Regions from separate parts of the Homo sapiens genome. Here region 2 is linked to region 1. The links are chromatin contacts, found by Hi-C or POLR2A ChIA-PET in ENCODE. All regions are on one chromosome and are shown on one strand. Each heading gives the region's core, a stretch centred on a gene start or an enhancer-like site at or near the end of the contact. The rest is flanking DNA. Distances are from core to core; before and after follow the strand shown. Region 1 holds the start of SNX6 (sorting nexin 6). Region 2 has its middle 36 kb from the start of SNX6.

Evidence for each region. A loop is a pair of places that touch in the nucleus more often than their neighbours do. ChIA-PET counts read pairs that join two places held with the same protein, here RNA polymerase II (POLR2A). Pooled maps may share reads with other maps.
Region 2: a loop to region 1 is called in a map of endothelial cell of umbilical vein, with 2.2 times the contacts of the local background. The contact joins the enhancer-like site here to the promoter of SNX6 in region 1. A Hi-C loop is called at or near these places in 6 of 168 maps with a recorded cell type or tissue (CD4-positive, alpha-beta memory T cell, Caco-2, dorsolateral prefrontal cortex and 3 more) and 17 of 50 pooled maps. POLR2A ChIA-PET finds 5 or more read pairs at or near these places in 17 of 52 experiments (A549, AG04449, AG04450 and 12 more).

What each region holds. Positions count from the first base shown.
Region 1 is chr14:34,627,743-34,634,247 of GRCh38, reverse strand. SNX6 (sorting nexin 6) reads left to right here and starts at 4,100. Exons shown (of 14, transcript NM_152233.4): 1 at 4,100-4,137; 2 at 4,294-4,341. The coding sequence starts at 4,132. RefSeq lists an enhancer at 3,777-3,826 and a silencer at 3,997-4,346.
Region 2 is chr14:34,663,390-34,669,702 of GRCh38, reverse strand. No RefSeq gene overlaps it. Among named protein-coding and RNA genes, the nearest start is that of SNX6, 36 kb to the right of the region's middle. Within about 2 kb of position 3,467, at least 2 of the 41 ENCODE cell types and tissues checked have a DNase peak (open chromatin) inside an H3K27ac peak, as active enhancers do; they include CD4-positive, alpha-beta T cell and endothelial cell of umbilical vein, where a contact is called at or near this core.

The DNA.
Region 1 (6,505 bases), core at 2,851-5,350:
ACCAGCCTTGGAATGAGGTTGTTACTGAAGGTGGCAGAGTGGAGAGTTGGAAGAAATCTAGGTTCTTGATGACACCATTACCCACTGGTTGTACTATGCCCAGAAACACCTAGTTTCTTGATTTTGTTGTTGTTGTGGTGGTGGTGGTAAAATAATAAGTTTCCTTACTGCTCAAGTTTATTTGAATTGATGTTATCTGTTACTTGCAGCTAAAGGCATCCTGATTGATACAGCACATCTTGGAAATAACAGAGTTCAGCAATCTTCCTATAGAGAATTTTGCTGTAGCATAACTCCTGTGGAGTAGGAGGAAAAAATTAGGATCCACGGGTTATCTAAAACAAAAAGGGATCTTCTAGAATTTGAGGAAGTGAGAAATTGGCAAAAATATGTTTTGGTGAAATCTTCTTTGATCAGAACATAATAAAAGGAAAGGAATTAAACATTTTTCTTCTATAATTAAATAATTGTCATTTTATATTAAAATTTTTTTCTAGAAAAACCTTGATTTTTGACAAAAATGTTGAAAGCAAATACTATTTTTTATTTTTAAAATTTAAAAATAACATTCATTATTCTCTAAAATTTTACTCTTCTCTAAAATCTTTCAATACATTTGTTTTTGAAGCACACTATTAACTATTCACAATCAACATTTTACTTTAGCTAAATCTATTAAGTAATCAGACAGCAATTCAGCATAATTAGTTCATTACATTTGTATAGAAGTAGATAATTTCATAGAAATCTATCAAAACAAAATGAAAAATTGATTATTTGGTTACAAATATTAGAAGAGTGGTTCACCTTTAATATCTTCTTTATTTTATCAGTAGCAGAAAAATCTGTCATGTAAACTTTTCTTAACTTCTTTTCTTCTGAAATTCCTTAATTTCTATAACTTGGCCTTTTGACAGTTGTTAGAATCAGTTACTGACAATTCCTTTTTATCATTCACAAAATATAGCTGGAGACCTTTGCTCAGAAAGGAAAGCGCTGATATTAATTAACAAGTTTATCGTTTCAAGATTGGGTTCTGTACTCATGTGAGTTTTCAGCTATGAATTATGGCTGCAGTAATTACCATGCCTTTGTTGATAATTTTAGTTGAGTTGCTTATATTTTAGATCCTACCTCTTTTTTTCATAACTAATGATTTTAAAGTTTTGGCATTTGGGAATTACAATGTTTCTGGACTTTGTTTAATATTTTTTTCTTTTTTTTTTTAGATAGGGTCTCACTCTGTTGCCCAGGCTGGAGTGCAGTGGTTCGATATGGCTCACTGCAGCCTCAGCCTCCCTGGGATCAAGTGATCCTCTCACCTCAGCCTCCCAAGTAGCAGGGACCACAGGTGTGTGCCACCATACCCGGCTAATTTTTGTATTTTTTGTAGAGATAGGGTTTTGCCATGTTGCCCAGGCTGGTCTTCAACACCTAGGCTCAAGCAGTCTTCCCACCTCAGCCTCCCAATGTGCTAGGATTACAGGGGTGAGTCACCACGCCCAGGCTGGACTTTATTTAAATGCTGAAATTTAAAACTCTTGGTTAATGATAGGAGGCATTTCAGGTGGTTCTCTGTGGCACTTCTCAACCTTTGTCCACAAGGACGCACTTGGCCTTCCTATCAGTTGTATGTAAATCCCTCTCATTTATTGTGGCTCCACTCCTCTCTCTCCACCTAGGAAGAGCTTTGCAGACATTACCTTTAATCTAAAAACAAACCAATAGGAAATAGTGGCACTTTTAGTAGGTAACAAATTACTGGAACATTCCTCCCGACACTTCATCACACTACAATGACACCACATGATGCCTCATGACTCCCAGTGAAAAAGACTACTTTAGTAGTCACCACAATGCGCTGGGAAACAAGAAACAAAAGACAAAAAATAAAGTCCCTTCCCCGCCCCCCATTTCGTAGAGTAACCTTTGTTGGAGCAGTAACTTAACCTCTCTATACTTCAGTTCTCCTTACATACAAAATGAAAGCTACAAGAAGTTCTTATGAAAATATCAGTTAAGTGGTTTTTTTAAATTTTTAATTTTTATTTATTATTTTCTTTTTGAGACGCAGTCTCTGTCACCCAGGCTGGAGTGTGGTGGCATGATCTTGGCTCACTGCAACCTCTGCCTCCCGAGTTCAAGCAATTCTCCTGCCTTGGCCTCCCGAGTAGCTGGGATTACAGGTGCGCACCACCTCACCCAGCTAATTTTTGTATTTTTAGTAGAGATGAGGTTTCACCATGTTGGCCAGGCTCGTCTTGAACTCCTGACCTCAGATGATCTGCCCCCCTTGGCCTCCCAAAGTGCTGGGATTACAGGTGTGAGCCACTGCGTCCGGCCAAAATATCAGTTAAGTTTAATATTGTTTTGAGAGCTTCACTTCAATAAAATAGGATGGAGGGCCTGGCAGAGTAGAGAGGGATTCAAATGTAGAAGGCTTGAAATCGTAGGCTGAGGAATTGAATCGTTATGTAATGGGGGCTTGTAAAGATTACTGAACAGGGTAGTAGCATAATCATCAATATCTGTGTTTTAGGAGGAAAACTGGCAGCAGTGTGTAAAATAGGATAAAGTGATGGAAAATAGTGGAGTCAGGAGAGTATTGCAAAGGTGTAGACGAGAGTTGATGGTAATTGCTGTGAGAACTGGAAAAATTGGACTAATTAAAGAGGTATGGGCTGGGCGCAGTGGCTCACACCTGTAATCCCAGCACTTTGGGAGGTCGAGGCGGGCGGATCATGAGGTCAGGAGATCAAGACCTTCCTGGCTAACATGGTGAAATCCTGTCCTACTAAAAATACAAAAAAATTAGCCGGGTGTGGTGGCACACACCTGTAGTCCCAGCTACTCGGGAGGCTGAGGCAGGAGAATGGCGTGAACCCTGGAGGTGGAGCTTACAGTGAGCCGAGATCGCACCACTGCACTCCAGCCTGGGCGACAGAGCGAGACTCTGTCTCAAAAAAAAAAAAAAAAGAGGTATGAAGGACAATCAATTGTAGAAGCCATAGGATTTGGTTGGATATGAGGAGTAAGGGAGATAAGGATTTATTTCTTTCTTTTTTTGAGACAGAGTCTTGCTCTGTTGCCCAGGCTGGAGTGCAGTGGTGCAATCTCGGCTCACTGCAACCTCTGCCTTCCAGGTTCAAGCGATTCTTTTGCTTCAGCCTCCCAAGTAGCTGAGATTACAGGCACGCGCCACCACGCCCGGCTAATTTTTGTATTTTTAGTAGAGACGGGGTTTCACCATGTTAGCCAGGATGGTCTCAAACTCCTGACCTCAGGTGATCCGCCCGCCTTGGCCTCCCAAAGTGCTGGAATTAGAGACGTGAGCCACAGCGCCCGGCCCCTAGAGTACGGATTTCAATGGGTTAAGGGTTTCTGGTCTGAACATCTGAAGATGCCTTTCCTTAACTGAATGCAAGCTCAGGAACGTGTAGATTCTAGGATTAAGTATGATTTTCTCCCGTTATTTGAAATGCCTGTGGATCCCGTGTGATGCTAACCACCTGGACAGTTAGAGTAGGTGTGGGGAAATTTCTTCTAACAAAGGAAAGGAATATTTTTGTAATGAAAACAGCTCATTTTTATAGTTCGCAACCATTAGTGCCCCAAACTCTGAGGTAGTTATTACCTCGCCAGCGGTAAAAGCTTGATTATAGTCCCTGATTACCGACTGTGTGAAGGTCCTTGTTTCCAGCAACTTCCATAGGCAAAATGATATTAATTGTGATTAATTATCGTGTGGCATAATACAAAGACCAGATGATGTATTATGGCTTCCGGAGGGCGCCTGCATCGTTTTTCGCTGGAGCCCTCGGGGCAGGGGAACTGGAGAGCTCCCTGGGTGGCCTTTGGCCCTTCCCTGGTCAGAGCCCGCCAGCTGCGAGGTGCCCCCAGCCATGAGGTCTGGGTCTTCAGGCTCTCCCGACTTCGGTGCCTTGACCTTGGGCAGAAGGCCCTGTTAACCTTCCTCGCTCACGGACTCGAGCGACCAGCGCCGGGGACGGGGCGGGCCGTCCTTAGGCCCCGCCCCTTCGCCTCCGCCCCGCCCCGCCCCGCTCCTGGCCGCCGGCTCCCTCCGGCAGCAGGGAGATGCGCGCCTGCGCCGGCCCTCGCCTCGGAGCAGCCATGATGGTGGGTGTTCTCCGCGGCGCCGAGTCCCGGGAGCGCGGTGGGGGCAGCGGGCGCGGGGCGGGCGCGGGGACCGCGCCAGCCTGTCACTAATGTCTCCCTTTGTGTCTCCCCCATCTCATCCTTTTCCCCGGCGCGCCGTGCCCGCCGACCCCACAGGAAGGCCTGGACGACGGCCCGGACTTCCTCTCAGAAGAGGACCGCGGAGTAAGTTCTGCCTTCCTTTCGCTCGCGGGACCCTGGACCCTCCTTCCCCATCCTGGGTCCCCGGGTGTGGTACGGGGATGGGTCCCCAGCCGCGCGGCACTCCCTCCCCGTAGTCCTCCTTTCGGTTTCCTCGCTGCACCGCGCCCCACCCTCCCGCAGCCCTTCCTCCCTAGGGGCCGCTCGGCTCCGATTCCCGGGGACCCGCGGCCGCTTTCTTGTCCCCCGCCGCTGTTCGGGCCTTCTGGTGGACCTCCACTCCCACGCGGGGCGGGGTGCAGGTGGCGAAGTGGAAATGGAGGCGGGAGATGGAACGCCCCCACCCTCCCTCGACACTTTGGGGCCATGAAAACCCATTCTCGGACCTTCCCAGCGGCACCCTCAATTTTCACCCGGTGTGGACATCTCGAACTTGCTCCCGCCCACCCTTCTGTCTCTCTCAAATAGTACAGGTGTAGTCTACATTACCATTTTGCAAGGATTTTTATAGTAGCCGAATCAACTCCTGTCCAGTGCCCTACTAGATTATGCAAAGTGCAGGTAGCCCATGGTATCTTTACTTTTTCTAATATCCAACAAATCCTGTCTTTGGCAGGATTTCCTTGGTGTTTTATTCCCCCTTAGCTTCTTTGAGGTATATTGACAAATACTGTTGATAATTGTATATACTTAAGGTATACATTATATTTTAATACACGAATACATTGTGAAATGAGTACCAAAATCAACCTGACATATCCATCACCTCACCTAGTTACCATTTTTTTTTGTGTGAGAACATTTGAGATCTAAGCAAATTTCAAGTATGTACCCTTTGACCAACATCGACGCTCCACCCACTCACCCCCCACATACACACTCCGCCAGGCCTTTGATAACCTCCATTCTGCCCTTGGTGTTCTGAGGTTAGTTGCATTCTACTTCAGAAAGAGCCTTCCGGGCTCTGATTCCTCCCTCCCACCCCACTCTCCACCCCCTTTTTCCTTGGCTGAAGGGTGGTAATCTTTATAGTCCCTTGTACAAGTGAGCACTTGGAAAATGTTGATATATGATAATTACCATTCAGCAAGGTTCCATGGTTCCTTCACATTTCACAGCCTGCACTTCAGTTTTCCCTTTTGCTTTTTCTTATCCGTTTTAATGTGAGAGAGACATCTGTTAGTGCATATTTGGTAGGTGATAAAATATTGTGGGATGTTATTGCTGTTTGTAATAACAGATGAGGTAGTTAGTATGAACTGATGACTTTTATAAAACTTTTATTTATTTATTTGGTTTTATGAGACAGTATCTCCCTTTGTTGCCCAGGCTGGAGTGCAGTGGCATGGTTATAGCTCACTGCAGCCTTGACCTCCTGGGCTTAAGTGATCCTCCCACCTCAGCCTCCCAAGTAGCTGGGACTACTGGCACGGGCCACCATGCCTAGCTGGGTTTTTGTTTGTTGGCTTTTTGAGACGGAGTCTTGCTCTGTCACCCAGACTGGAGTGCAGTAGCGCTATCTTGGCTCACTGCAAGCTCCGCCTCCCGGGTTCACGCCATTCTCCTGCCTCAGCCTCCCGAGTAGCTGGGACTACAGGCGCCCGCCACCACGCCCGGCTAATTTTTTGTATTTTTAGTAGAGACGGGGTTTCATCATGTTAGCCAGGATGGTCTCGATTTCCAGACCTCGTGATCTACCCACCCCGGCCTCCCAAAGTGCTGGGATTATAGGCGTGAGCCACCACGCCCGGCCTGTTTGTTTTTATAGAGACAGGGTCTCACCATGTTGCCCAGGCCAGTGTCAAACTCCTGGGCCTAAGTGATCCTCCTGCGATTATAGGCGTGAGTCACTGTGCCCAGCCGAGCTTTTAAATAGTAAGAAAGATGGAGAAGGTGCTGCATACTTTTATAAATTAATTTCTCAGTGTAAACAAAGGCATTATTTAGAATTTCAGGTTAGAGCAAAAGCATCATATAGAATTACTAGTTGTTGGTAAGATTTTTAGTTTCGGCCAGGCACAATGGCTCACACCTTTAATCCCAGCATTTTGGGAGGCCGAGGCAAGAGGATTGTTTAAGGCAGGAATTCAAGATCAGCCTGGGCAACATAGCAAGACCTCATCTGTACCTAAAAATTTTAAGACCAGGCACGGTGGCTCACGCCTGTAATCCCAGCACTTTGGGAGGC
Region 2 (6,313 bases), core at 2,218-4,717, 36 kb before region 1:
ACCTATAATCCCTAGCACTCTGAGAGGCCAAGGCAGGAGGATAACTTTAGGCCAGGATCAAGATCAGCCTGGGCAACATAGCAAGATCTTGTTTCTGTATGAAAAAATATATAATAATAAATAAGTAAAACCAGTCAATGTTGCTGATGTCTTAAAAATATATATAAAAGTATATATACATAAAAATATACATAAGTATATATATGTGTGTGTATATATATAATATACATATTTTATATATATATACTTTTTTTTTTTTGAGATGGGATTCTTGCTCTGTCACTCAGGCTGCGTGCAGTGATTCGATCTTGGCTCACTGCAACCTCTGCCTCCTGGGTTCAAGCAATTCTCCTGCCTCGGTCTCCTGAGTAGCTGGGACTACAGGTATGAACCACCACGCCCAGCTAATCTTTGTGTTTTCAGTAGAAACAGGGTTTCACCATGCTGGCCAGGCTGGTCTTGAACTCCCGACCTCAAGTGATCCTCTCGCCTCATCCTCCCAAAGTGCTGGGATTACAGGCGTGAGCCATCATGCCTGGCCTCAGGCAGAGTTGTTTCTAAATGCAGGTCTATGGCTGGCTGCAATGTCTCATGTCTGTAATCCCAGCACTTTGGGAGGCCATGGCAGGAGGATCACTGGAGCCCAGGAGGTCGAGACCAGCCCTGGCAACATAGCAAGACTCCATCTCAACAAAAAATTTAAAAATTAGCCAAGGGTGGTTGTGTGCACCTGTGTTCCCAGCTACTTGAGAGGCAGAAGTGGCAGAATCACCTGAGCCCAGGAAGTCGAAGTTGCAGTGAGCCATAATTGCACCATTGCACTCCAGCCTGGGCGACAGGAGTGAGACCCTGTCAAAAAAATAATAATAATAAATAAAAAACAAAACAAAACAAAACAAAAATTCCTTGAATGAGTCACATCACTTCCATACCTTCTGTATCAATAACATGTTATTCTAAAACTTAGTGAGTTAGAAAAACAATAATCATTTTATTTCTCATGGTTTCTGTGGGTCAGGAAATTTGGAAGAGTTTGGCCTGGAAGTTCTTGCTCTGAGAAGGATGCAATCGGATTTGGCCAGGGCTGCAGTCATCTCAAGGCTTGAGTGGGGCTGAAGGATTCACTTCCAAGCTGACTAATTCACAGGACTGGCAAAGTGGTGCTGGCTGTTGGTTGTGCACCTTCCTTCTTCTCCATATGGGCCTTCCTACAAGGGTTACTCAGGGTCCCCATAGGATTGTAGCTGGCTTTTCCCAGAATGGTCCCAGAGACCAAAGCAGAAGCATCAGTGGATTTTATGACAGCCTTGGAAGGCCCACCATCACTTCTGCTGTATTCTATTGGTCACAGAGGGCCAACCCTAATTCAGTGTGGGAGGAAATTACACAAGGGCACGAATACCAACAGGCAAGGATCACTGAGGGCCATCTTGGAGACTGGCTATTACAAAACCTAGGCTAACATGCAATCTCCTTAAAGAGACCTACAAGGCCATTCACCCTTGTCATCAGGAACAAGGACCTGTCACGTCCTAGCACATCTCTAAGATTGCTATTTTAGAAGTAAGGCATAGTTCTTAATTGATCTATTTACTCCTAAGACCCAATAATTAGAGGTGATGGCACTATTCCAGTTGGCTCATTTATTTTAATGTTCTTAGAGAAGAAAGTGTTAGTGCCACTGAAAACTATAACATTCTGTGGTTAGGATTACTGACAAATACAAAATTATCTCTAAGTCATCTACATAAAACAATACACATTAAACTAAATATGCATATTTAGAGCAACATAACATACTTCATAAAATTAAACATATTCAGTAATTCAAGTGTGACATTGTCAATATTTAAACTTAACATTTAGTTAATAAAATTAAATATATCCAATATTTGTCCTCTGCTCTCTCCTCCTAAAACAAGATAAACATACCGTTTTTGTTTTTTTTTTTTTGAGACGGAGTCTTGCGCTGTCACCCATGCTGGAGTGCGGTGGCGCCATCTCGGCTCACTGCAAGCTCCGCCTCCTGGGTTCACGCCATTCTCCTGCCTCAGCCTCCCAAGTAGCTGGGAGTACCGGCACATGCTGCCATGCCCGGCTAATTTTTTGTATTTTTGGTAGAGACAGGGTTTCACCGTGTTAGCCAGGATGGTCTCGATCTCGTGACCTCATGATCTGCCCGCCTCGGCTTCCCAAAGTGCTGAGATTACAAGGCGTGAGCCACCGTGCCCGGCTTTTTTTTTTTAGAGAGATGGGATCTCAGTCTGCCACCCAGGCTGGAGTGCAGTAGTGCAATCATAGACTCAAACTCCCGGGCTCAAACAATCCTCCTGCCTCAGTGTCCTGGGTAGCTGGGACAACAGGTGCATGCTACCACACCAGGCTAATTTATTTTTGTTTTAATTTTTTATAGAGAAGGTTCTCATTCGGTTGCCCAGGCTGGTCTCAAACTTGTGTGCTGAAGCAATCCTCTGGTCTCAGCCTCCTAAAATGTTAGGATTACAGATGTGAGCCACTTTGCCTGGCCACAGCATTCTTTTCTATTTCCTCCTATACCTGCTTCCAGCCCAATTCTTAGCATAAAGTTGACGATCAACTGGACGTGGTTGCTCACGCCTGTAATCCCAGCTCTTTGGGAGGCCAAGGCAGGTGGATCACCTGGAGTCAGGAGTTCGAGACGAGCCTGGCCAGCATGGTGAAACCCCGTCTCTACTAAATATACAAAAGTTAGCCGGGCACGACGGCGCAAACCTGTAATCCCATCTACTTGGGAGGCTGAGGCACGATAATTGCTTGAACCCAGGAGGCAGAGGTTGCAGTAAGCTGAAATCACACCACTGCACTCCAGCCTGGGCAACAGAGTGAGACTCCATCTCAAAAAAATAAAAATAAAAATAAAGTTGATGATCATTAAATATTTGTTGAATTGGATTGAGTAATACCAGGAATAAATAATCCCCTAGTCTTCTCTTTGTGATTCCTTCTGAATTTCTGTGGAGTAGTCAACAGTATTATGCTTCAAGCATTACACTAAGCATTTTACATGTATTATTTCATTTCATCTTTATACCAACCTAATAGGAATGGTGCCTTTTCAAAGTCTATTTTAAAGACTACTGTGCATTTATTTAGCAACAATATTAGCAAAATGACTTTTTCTTCAAGATATAGAGAAATGTGCTGTAGAGGACCTAAACAAAAAGTAGATACGCTCTCTGCTTCCATGATATGTTTTTATTGTTCTCACTTTAAAATTCTGAAATGAGTATGTAACTTATAGTTGGTGTGAACATTTAACATCCTGCCTTTTTTGTTTCTCCCAAATGCTGTTGGTGCATTTTTAAATTGCAGAAACATATGATGTCAAAATTGCGGCCCATGTCTCTTACTTCCCCATGGTCTGTTAGAGAATGTGATGACTCTGACAATAAATATGCTTCATAAAGCTGAGCTTACATCCTGTTGTCGTTCAGGAACTTGCTGGCTTGCTGCCATACAGATACATTTATCAAATGCATCTGCAGAGTTAAGCATTTTTATTTTTGAGAGCTTAAAGTACTTTAGAAACTCTAGTTTCTATTCTGTAGTGAATAGGGGTATAACAAGAAATCTCTTACATGTCAAAGAAAAGACCATTTATTTTCCTGGAAAAGGGCATTGTCTTTCTTCATGTAATAACTTAAACATATTGGCTTAAGGATTGTTGTCATTGTCTTCCTCACTACTGCCATCATCATGGTGTACATTTAGCAGGGGAAGAAAAAATCAAAACTGATCCCAGTGCTAGTTAGAACTATTATGGTTTAGGAGCACATTTTAAAAATTAATTATAAAAATGAGACCCTTTGGGAATAAGTTTGATGGCTTGGGGCAAGTAAAGAAAGAGTAAACTACTCTATAAGAAATAAATTAGAATCTGAGGGATTGAGACAAGTAAGTCAGCCAGGTGAGGAGGCACTGGGGCTGCAATCTGGCCATCTGTTGTGAGGCCTCCTGAATGTAGTGCCCATTTCTTTTTTCTTTTGAGACAGAGCCTTGCTCTGTTACCCAGCCACTGCAACCTCTACCTCCCGGGTTCAAGTAATTCTCCTACCTCAAGTAGCTGGGATTACAGGCACCCACCACCACGCCAGGCTAATAGTTGCATTTTTAGTAGAGACAGGGTTTCGCCATGTTGCCCAGGCTGGTCTCGAACTCCTGACCTCAGCTGATCCTTTCACCTCAGCCTCCTAAAGTGCTGGAATTACAGGCATAAGCCTCAGTGCCCGGCCTAGGGTACCTTTTTCTAAATGTGCACAAAGGCACTATAAGGACCTGTAGTGACCCTAAGAGGGACCCAGCACAATGCCTAGAGGCTACAGCCTGAATGGAAGAGACACAGAATGATTTCTCCATAAATGGGAATGGACCAGGAATTTTTAAGTTAAGAAATGTTAAAATCCAGATTAGGTCAGTCTGCCCCAGAATGTCATCCCCTTCTGTGGCTCTCTTCCTTCAACAATAATACACTCTGGATAGTGGTGCTTCACAGAGAAGAGATTGAGGCAGTCTCCAGTGCCAGTGAGAGGACAAGGTGACACAGAGCACCGGAGCTTTAGCATTGCTGGAAGCAAGATTTCAGAACCAGAGAACGCCAAAAGGAAACTAAACCCCAGAGTATCCTCTGAGAAAATGGGACGGGTATTTGAACCAAATGTTATTTGAGTTCCAAAGGACTTGGGAACCTCTATGAAGCTGACATATGTATTACACATGTATAAATATCATTTAAAATCATTTGAGGTAGTAAGGTCTGAGAGATTAACTAACTTGCTCAGGGGTAAAAGTAACATATCTGTAACTGGAATATGGCTCCTGGGACTTCTGCTTTCTGCCATAACGGAGCAAGGGGAATGAGATTTGCCATCTTGGCTGGGCGCAGTGGCTCACGCCTGTAATCCTAACACTTTAGGAGGCTGAGGTGGGCCGATCACCTGAGGTCAGGAGTTTGAGACCAGCCTGGCCAACATGGCAAAACCCCGTCTCTACTAAAAATACAAAAATTAGCCAGGCATGGTGGCAGGCGCCTATAATCCCAGCTACTAGGGAGGCTGAGGTGGAAGAATCACTTGAACCCGTGAGTGGAGGTTGCAGGGAGCCGAGATCGTGCCACTGCACTCCAGCCTGGGCAAAAGAGCAAGAGTCCGTCTCAAAAGAAAAAAAAAAAGAAAAGAAAAATTTGCCATGTTGCCTTTAAATTTTTTAAACTGGGTCGGGTGCGGTGGATCACACCTGTAATCCCAGCATTTTGGGAGGCCGAGGCAGGCAGATCACGAGATCAGGAGATCAAGACCATCCTGGCTAACACGGTGAAACCCTGTCTCTACTAAAAATACAAAAAATTAGCCAGGCTGGTGGCGGGCGCCTGTAGTCCCAGCTACTGGGGAGGCTGAGGCAGGAGAAAGGCGTGAACCTGGGAGGCGGAGTTTGCAGTGAGCCGAGATCGCCCCACTGCACTCCAGCCTGGGAGACAGAGCAAGACTCCGTCTCAAAAAAAAAAAAAAAAAAAAAAAATTAATACAGCATTCTGTTAAATAGACCCAAGAATATATGGTAATTTGCTATATGGCTGCATTTTAATTCAGGAAGGGAGACAAAGATTATTCAATAAATTATACTGGGCCGGGCACCGTGGCTCACGCCTGTAATCCCAGCACTTTGGGAGACCGAGGCGGGCGGATCACGAGGTCAGGAGATCGAGACCATCCTGGCAAACACTGTGAAACCCCGTCTCTAATAAAAATACAAAAACATTAGCCGGGCATGGGGGTGGGTGCCTTGTAGTCCCAGCTACTCGGGAGGCTGAGGCAGGAGAAAGGCGTGAACCCGGGAGGCGGAGCTTGCAGTGAGCCGAGATTGCGCCACTGCACTCCAGCCTGGGCAACAGGGTGAGAGAGACTCCATCTCAAAAAAAAAAAAAAAAAAAAAAAAAACTTAAACTGAAAAAAAATCTGAAACAACAGTTTCAGACATTGGACAACAGGTAGCGTGGGACAGTGATCCCTGAAAGGAAACAAAAGAGATGAGCCTCACAGTTGTCTTCTCTTACTGCCTGGGGAGAGTTTCCAGGTAGCAGCACAGAGCAGAGAACCAGGGTAGAGTCTCGAAGCCCTGAGGTCTCCCTGAGTTAAGGAGCCAGAACTAAGAATTTGAAAAAACAAAGGCATCTGGAACTTATAGAGATGAGCCCTGGGGAGACAGGTGGAGGAAGAGAGAGAAAGCCGAAGATTTGAAGAAGGGTGTGTACCAAAACAAAAACAAAGCTAAAAAATAT